Linked DNA regions of Homo sapiens: regions 2 and 3 are each linked to region 1. A link is an interaction called in ENCODE POLR2A ChIA-PET data of the cell type or tissue named here. Cell type or tissue: MCF 10A. All regions are shown on one strand.

Evidence for each region. ChIA-PET counts read pairs that join two places held together with the same protein. Peaks named below come from ENCODE experiments on the same cell type or tissue, not always from the same donor. Only the 100,000 strongest peaks of a DNase experiment are listed, where the experiment ranks them.
Region 2: POLR2A ChIA-PET joins it to region 1 with 5 read pairs; 1 of 35 experiments calls an interaction of 5 or more read pairs at or near these places.
Region 3: POLR2A ChIA-PET joins it to region 1 with 5 read pairs; 2 of 35 experiments call an interaction of 5 or more read pairs at or near these places.

What each region holds. Positions count from the first base shown.
Region 1 is chr15:63,475,302-63,477,801 of GRCh38, forward strand. No RefSeq gene overlaps it. Among named protein-coding and RNA genes, the nearest start is that of USP3, 28 kb to the right of the region's middle. RefSeq lists an enhancer at 1-97. In MCF 10A, no CTCF peak of the experiment used is centred here; a DNase peak (open chromatin) is centred at 1,090.
Region 2 is chr15:63,371,350-63,373,849 of GRCh38, forward strand. The region is part of intron 2 of CA12 (carbonic anhydrase 12); the gene reads right to left. Among named protein-coding and RNA genes, the nearest start is that of CA12, 9.2 kb to the right of the region's middle. In MCF 10A, no CTCF peak of the experiment used is centred here; DNase peaks (open chromatin) are centred at 362 and 1,162.
Region 3 is chr15:63,335,936-63,338,435 of GRCh38, forward strand. The region is part of intron 8 of CA12 (carbonic anhydrase 12); the gene reads right to left. The region is part of intron 1 of LOC124903506 (a long non-coding RNA gene); the gene reads left to right. Among named protein-coding and RNA genes, the nearest start is that of CA12, 45 kb to the right of the region's middle. RefSeq lists an enhancer at 2,294-2,500. In MCF 10A, no CTCF peak of the experiment used is centred here; no DNase peak of the experiment used is centred here.

The DNA of each region.
Region 1 (2,500 bases):
AGGTGTTGACGCTCCTTTTTTTTTTTTTTTTTTTTTTTGAGACAGAGTTTTGCTTTTGTCACCCAGGCTAGAGTGCAGTGGCACGATCTGGGCTCACTGCAACCTCCGCTTCCCGGGTTCAAGTGATTCTGCTGCCTCAGCCTCCTGAGTAGCACACACCACCACTCCCAGCTAATTTTTGTATTTTTAGTAGAGACGGGGTTTCACCGTGTTGGCCAGGATGGTCTGGATCTCTTGACCTCGTGATCCGCCCGCCTTGGCCTCCCAAAATGCTGGGATTACAGGCGTGAGCCACTGTGCCCAGCCTCCTTTTTAAAAATAAAATTAAATAAATAAAATATTCTTGTTTTCAAAGAGCTCACAGCTCAGGTATAGGTACAAGCAACTGACTACACAGCCAGATAAGTATTATTTTTAACACGGTGTTTCGTAGCTTAGACTGTCAATTCACATACCCACATGATGTCCAGCGACCCTCATGGGAAGCATTCCCGCAGGGGAGAGAGGAAGGGCCCTGTGCGAAGCATTCTGCTCTTCCACGCCTGACATCGCATGGAGCCTTGGCACAACCCCTTGAGGAGCACAAAGGAGGGAGTCCTAACATCTCCTTGTGGGGGATGGGCAAAGCTTCCCAGAAGTATGGGTAGAAGCTCTTCATGCAGAAACCAGGAAGGCAAGGTCACTGCCATTTCTTCCGCTGTGTCATTTCAGCGTGATAGGCACTTTTAGCTTTAGCTAGAAGGAGGGCAGGGGGCTTGAGACTGGCCTCTTGGCCTTTCCTTTTCCACTGCCATCTGAAAAGCCCTAACTTTTTTACATCTATCTTCCTGCAACAGCTCCCTCCAGAAAATCCAGATGTCTAAAGTGCTAGCAAGCAAAGGGCTAGTGGGTGTGCTTTTAGCCGACATAGTCTGGCTTGTGAACAAATGTTAAGAAGGTCTCTTTTTCCTCGCTCTCTGCCATCCATTTTTCCTCAATGACTATTTTCCTAGAGTTCATCATGTGATAACCATGACAGACCAGGGATAGATGAGGGAGGAGCCATCAATGAGAGACGTCATCTGTCCTCACTGAGTCAGTGAAAGAAAATGTTAGGCTGGAATCAATGACTTATTGAGCATGAGGTCAGAGGGGAGGAGATTTACATTTGTCTCTTAAATAGTGGTGAGTGAGAAAGCAAGTTCTGGATTGGAATTCAGCAGAATGGCTTCTCCCTAAGCAGCTGGAAGACCAGGAGCAGGGAGGACATGGGAAGGGACCCTCAAAAGGAAGCAGAGACATTAGCTAGGTGCTGGGGGTCTGGAAAGGCAAGAACCTTCAGGCAGCCTGGGTGGTCACTCGGCTGAGCCAGCACTGAAGGAGCTCTGGAAGGAGGGATAGCTAGTCCTCCCGCCCACACCAACACCAGCACCGATGTGGCTGCCCCCTCTGGTGTCCTCCATGGTGGGAGCCAGGTTGAATGCTGCTCTAGGACACTTTGTAGAGCACCCATGGGGATACTGTCTCTTCAGTGGACTTCTGACTGAAGCAGGTGGAGACCCTCCCTCTCCTCACCAGCACTGGGATCAGGCTGTGGCCAGGAGCCGGATGGAAAGGCAGTTTCATGTTTGCTCACATAAGGGTGACTATTCGGGGCCAGGGGCGGTGGCTCACGCCTGTAATCCCAGCACTTTGGGAGGCTGAGGTGAGCGAATCATGAGGTCAGGAGTTCGAGACCAGCCTGGCCAACATGGTGAAAACCTGTCTCTAGTAGAAATACAAAAAATCAGCTGGGCATAGTGGCGCATGCCTGTAATCCCAGCTACTCGGGAGGCTGAGGCAGGAAAATTGCTTGAACCCGGGAGGTGGAGATTGCAGTGAGCCAAGAAGCTGCCACTGCATTCCAGCCCAGGCGACAGAGTGAGACTCTGTCTAAAAAAAAAGAGTGATTATCCAGGCTGGTTGCAGTGGCTCATGCCTACAATCCCAGCACTTTGGGAGGCCAAGGTGGACTGATCACTTGAGGTCAGGAATTAGAGACCAACCTGGCCAACAACGTGAAACCCCATCTCTACTAAAAATACAAAAATTAGCTGGGCATGGTGGTGTGCATCTGTAATCCCAGCTATTTGGGAGGCTGAGGCAGGAGAATCACTAGAACCCAGGAGGCGGAGGTTGCAGTGAGCCTAGATCGCACCACTGCGCGCTCCAGCCTGGGCAACACAGCGAGACCTTGTCTCAAAAAAAAAAAAAAAAAAAAAAAAAGGCCAGTCGTGGTGGCTCACACCTATGATCCCAGCACTTTGGGAGTCCGAGGCTGGTGGATCACTTCAGGTTAGGAGTTCAAGACCAGCCTAGTCAACAAGGTGATATCCTGTCTCTACTAAAAATACAAAATTAGCCAGGTGTGGTGGCAGGCACCTGTAATCCCAGCTACGTGGGAGGCTGAGGCAGGAGAAGCGCTTGAACCAGGGAGACGGAGGTTGCAGTGAGCCGAGATTGTGCCACTGCACTCCAGGCT
Region 2 (2,500 bases), 100 kb before region 1:
AAAAGGAATGCACAGCACTGCCCGGCTCACACCGAGTCCTGCCAGAGCCGAGGGCCACGAGGGCTGGCCTGCCGCAACAGAGAACTGGGCAGGCTGACCTGTAAGCATGTGCGGCCACAGCCACAGCCAGCCACCTGGCACCCCCGTGCCAGGCCACCTTCTTTCCAAGGTTTCCTGAACAGGATGGAGGGGCTGGCCTCGCGGGTGCCCTGTGGGGCTGTGATAGGGGTTGGCGCACCCTCCAGGAGGAAGGCTTGTCATCCATGTTCTTCTGCCATCCCATCGCGTTTAAGACTTTGCAGATCTTGAGCAAACAGGGGTTTTCATCTATTTCTCAACCAGCTCACATCCAAGAAGCAGCAAGCCAATATCTGATATCATCAGGGATGAAACACCACGCCCATTCTCAGCTAACATGATGTGCTCTCGGGTCTAGCTCCAATACAGTCATTCTTTCTGGTTGCTCTGTTGTTTTGAACACACTAGGGTTTTTTTTGTTTTGTTTTTGGGTTTTTTGTTTTGTTTTGGTTTGGTTTGGTTTTTTCTTGGGGAAGGACTAAAAAAGCTATCAGAGTAAGGATGAATCTCCCAGCCAGCTGGAACTTTGTAACTCTTTTATTGAATATGAAATATATACCGAAAAGTGTGTAGACCATAAGCAAACAGCTGGATGAATGCTCAAAAACTGACTGCAGCACCCACACCAAGGACCTGAACGTGCCCACAACCCTTCCTGCCTCCTTCCGGTCATCTTCATCCCCCACAGGGCACATATTCTGATACCTTAGCAGGCTGGAGTTTGTCCTTAGCTCACATGACAACCTGACCTGCAGCTGTCCTCAGTTCACAGCAAGTGAAGCTGCCGGGCTCAGCGGGATTGATGCGGGACTGATTTCCGGCGGGGAAGGTCCATGTCACATCATCCCCAGCCTCTCTCTCATGATGCCACCTCAGCCATGCTAAGCCCAGCAGCCATTCAGCTGCTGTTTCAGCACCCTAGGAGGGGCTCAAAGAGGTGGCGCTGGCCCCATCTTGGCAGTCAGATGGTCCTCCTCTCTCCAGGGAGGAGCCATCCATGCAGTCAGCCTGGTGACTCAGCTATGAGGATGTAGGGGTAGAACTCCCTTTTTTGTACTTCTAAAAGTCCTACCATGTGTGCCAGACAGTGGGAGGCCCCTGGAGAATGACTCAGCAGTGTACGTGCAAAGAAGCTGAGTTCTGCACATGAGCCACCATGCCCAGCACGGAGCCTTTGGTTGGACTTGCCCCATTCAGTGCGGCCCTTATTGCTTGGAAGCCGTTTCCCTCCAGCACTTATGCTGGGCCCTCTGTCTACCTGTGCAGCCCTGAGCACAGGTGCCAGCTGCCAGCCAGGACCTAAGGAGGAGCTAGCCAAGACCTCAGGAGGAGTTTGCCTCCTTAGCTGTCTTCCATCTGTCCTCTCCTGCACGTCCCCTCTGAGGGCTGACTCCACATCACACATGCCCATGTCACTAATAAAAACCAGACTTGCCTTTGTGCTTACCCCATGCATGTCCATGCATCATTAGACTCTGCCCTCTGCTTCCTCAGCAAAGAGCTGCTCTAATTATGCAGGGTAGGAGGGACAGAGGGCTGGCCAGAGCTAGTGGTCAGGGAGAAATGCTTCTGGACAGGTCAGTGTGGCTGCACTGAGAAGCCCGCCCTTGGCGAACACCACGTCATGATGAAGAGGCAGTTAAGATTCTCTTCCCAGCCAGTCATGGTGGCTCACACCTGTAATCCCAACACTTTGAGAGGCCGAGGTGGGCAGAACACTTGAGATCAGGAGTTCGAGACCAGCCTGGCCATCATGGTGAAACCCCATCTCTAATAAAAATACAGAAATTAGCCGGGCGTGATGGCACACCCCTGTAATCCCAGCTACTTGGGAGGCTGAGGCAGGAGAATCCCTTGGACCCAGGAAGCAGAGGTTGCAGTGAGCCAAGATCACGCCACTGCACTCCACCCTGGGTGAGAATGAGACTCCAAAAAAAAAAAAAAAATTTGTCCTCCCACACCTTCACACAATGTCTCTGTTCCCTGTCGCCATCTCATTCTGCCCAGGAGGGCTGTAACAGAGAGATAGGGATAGAGGACCCCGTAGAGATGTGATCTGTGTTTCTATCATACCTGAGAGGCCAGCAGAAGAGGTGGGGCAAGCTTCCTCTCTCTGGATAGACAGGTCTTGGGAACCATGGGTCAGTGATTCTCTGATAGAGTGCAGCTAAGAATCACTTGGGGAGTGCGTTAAGAATACAGGTTTTTCAGGCTCCCTCCCTTTCCCAGGTCTAGCCCAAGGCCTAGAAATCTGCATTTTGGGGAAGTATTCCAGGTGATCCTGATGTGGGTGATCCCAAGCCGTAGTTTGAGAAACACTGGTCTAGACAACCCCTCCTCCAGGTTACAGATGGGGAAAGTGAAGTCCTGGGGCTGAAATGGCTTACTGGGGATCATATGGAATAAAGCCCAGAACCCAAGT
Region 3 (2,500 bases), 140 kb before region 1:
CTCCTTGGGAAGCAGCCGCACTTGCTGCCTGTGTCTTTGGGAAGTGAAAGGGAGGGGAGGAGAATTCTGGCCAAGCTTCTATAATCAGCCTCCAGATGGACAGGTTTTCCTTGGACTGCCACAGAGTCTCACTCAGAGGAGAAAGCTGGTCCCAACCTGGGCTTGTGGAAGCACCAGCTCTGGGCAAACCGTGGAGGAAGAGCAGTGGCAACGCTGCATTTGGGCTTTGATCTTGACGTCCTAAGCTGGGAGATGGTCTCCAGACTTCTGCTTAGAGGCCCCTCAAGCTCCCCTATCCAGACTGGGAGAATCTACTGAAGCGCTTGGCTAAAAACCTGCCTACGCTGCCCCACTACAAGCAGCTGCTTAGACACAAGCCGGTCTAAGAAGATGGCTAATTATCCCCAATGCCATAGTCCATCGTTACAAGCGGGGGTTACTTTTGGATGTCAGAGTCAAGCTCCTGCCCGGTTTCTTCTGATCCTCTGTAACTGCCCTCAAACACTGTCCCTGCAATGTAAAGTCAGGATTGGCAGTTGTTAGTGTCCACTTAACCATCACAACATATTAGCACCGAAAGGACATGAGATCACCTAATCCAACCTGGCTTTTTTTTTTTTTTTTTTTTTTTTTGAGACAGAGTCTCACTCTGTCACCCAGGCTGGAGTGCAGTGGCATGATCTTGGCTCACTGCAACCTCCACCTCCCGGGTTCAAGCGATTCTCCTGCCTCAGCTTCCTGAGTAGCTGGGATTACCTGGCATTTTGTGGCTGAGGAAACCAAGGCCTGAAGAAGGGACACGATTTGTCCACAGCCTGCAGCCAGGAGGAAGCAAAGCCAGGCCTTGAACCTAGGCCTCCTGACTGTAAGGAGAATATGTGCCACCCCTTCCCTGGGTGTGCATAGGTGAGCTCAGAGAACAGAGCCGGCAATGGGGTCCTGGGATCGCGAGCAAAATTCTATCTGATCTATGTGGGCAAAGTTCCTAATCTCCTGGCAGAGTTTTTATGTTTTTGGTTTTAAGAGTTGAAGTAGTTCCATTTAACCCTTGGATACTACATTCTCCACTTAGAAGAATGAGAAAAGACAGCGTTGTATCCATAACAGATACATTCCATGCACTCAGTTCATTTCCTAGAAAAGAAACTGTTAGTTATCATCACATGGATTTTGAATTTTCAGGAAGGCTACTGTTCACAGATTCTGTTTTCCAACTGAGAAACTGAGGAAAGAGGGAAATGATCTTAATTAGTTGTACCTGGAGAGGAGAAAACACAAAAGACAAATTCTTGGGCAGTTCTTCATGAAAAGACAGAGAATGATGTAATCCTGACCGTAAGGATGGGTCAGTTTCTAAAGCTTCCTGGAAAGGGCCTTCAAATACAGTCTCCATATGTTCAACTAAGTTTAGGAGGTGATCGTTATAACCTCATATAATAAGAAAGGAACCCAAAAAAGTGCACCAGGTGAGACGAGGAGAGCAGATTCTGACAAGTGGGTTAACGGGTTTCTTTTGTTTTTGTTTTTTGGTTTTTTTTTGAGACGGAGTCTCGCCCTGTCACCCAGGCTAGAGTGCAGTGGTGTGATCTCGGCTCATTGCAACCTCTGCCTCCTGGGTTCAAGCGATTCTCCTGCCTCAGCCTCTTGAGTAGCTGGGATTACAGGCATGTGCCACCACGCCCGGCTAATTTTTGTATTTTTAGTAGAGACGTGGTTTCACCATGTTGGTCCGGCTGGTCTCGAAATCCTGACCTCATGATCCACCCACCTCGGCCTCCCAAAGGAGGCAAGACACCGTGCCCGGCTAATTTTTGTATTTTTAGTAGAGATGGGGTTTCACCATGTTGGTCAGGCTGGACTTGAACTCCTGACCTCAGGTGATCCGCTTGCCTTGGCCTCCCAAAGTGCTGGGATTGCAGGTGAGAACGGGTTATCTTTAAATATGAACGCCAGGCCCGGTTTGGTCCACACGTGATGCTGGGGATGAAATGGAACTGCACAGACCAGCCATGAAGATTCCCAAGCTGGGAAGCAGTCGAGAATCTACAGTAAGAAAGTGAGCTTGAAAGTGAACTCAGAGGTCTGAAGAGGGGTGTGGGCCCCAAAAGTGCTCCCTCACCCCTTTCCCCTGATGCCCAGTTTCCAGCAGTGTTGATGTAGGCACTGAGCAAGGAAAACGGTTAATGTTCTACTGGGGAGTTATTGGTTACAGCTGTGAAAGGGAGACCCGAGCCCTTGTAGCATTAGGAAGAAACCAAGCTATTAAGTTTTGTTCAATTGGGAACTTATGTGCTTGTGCTTATGCAAGCTCCAAGGAGGTTAGACAAAAATGCAGTGCACAAGGGTGCTTCCTTGCCTAACAGGCCCTGCTACATTAGACATGGTTGTGGGTTACACTCACTGTTTTACATCTAACATAGGAACATTCTTGCTCATTTGGTGGTGGTGCATGAATCACCTGGCCAGGCCTAAGATAGGCTGGCTGCAGCCTTTGATGCCA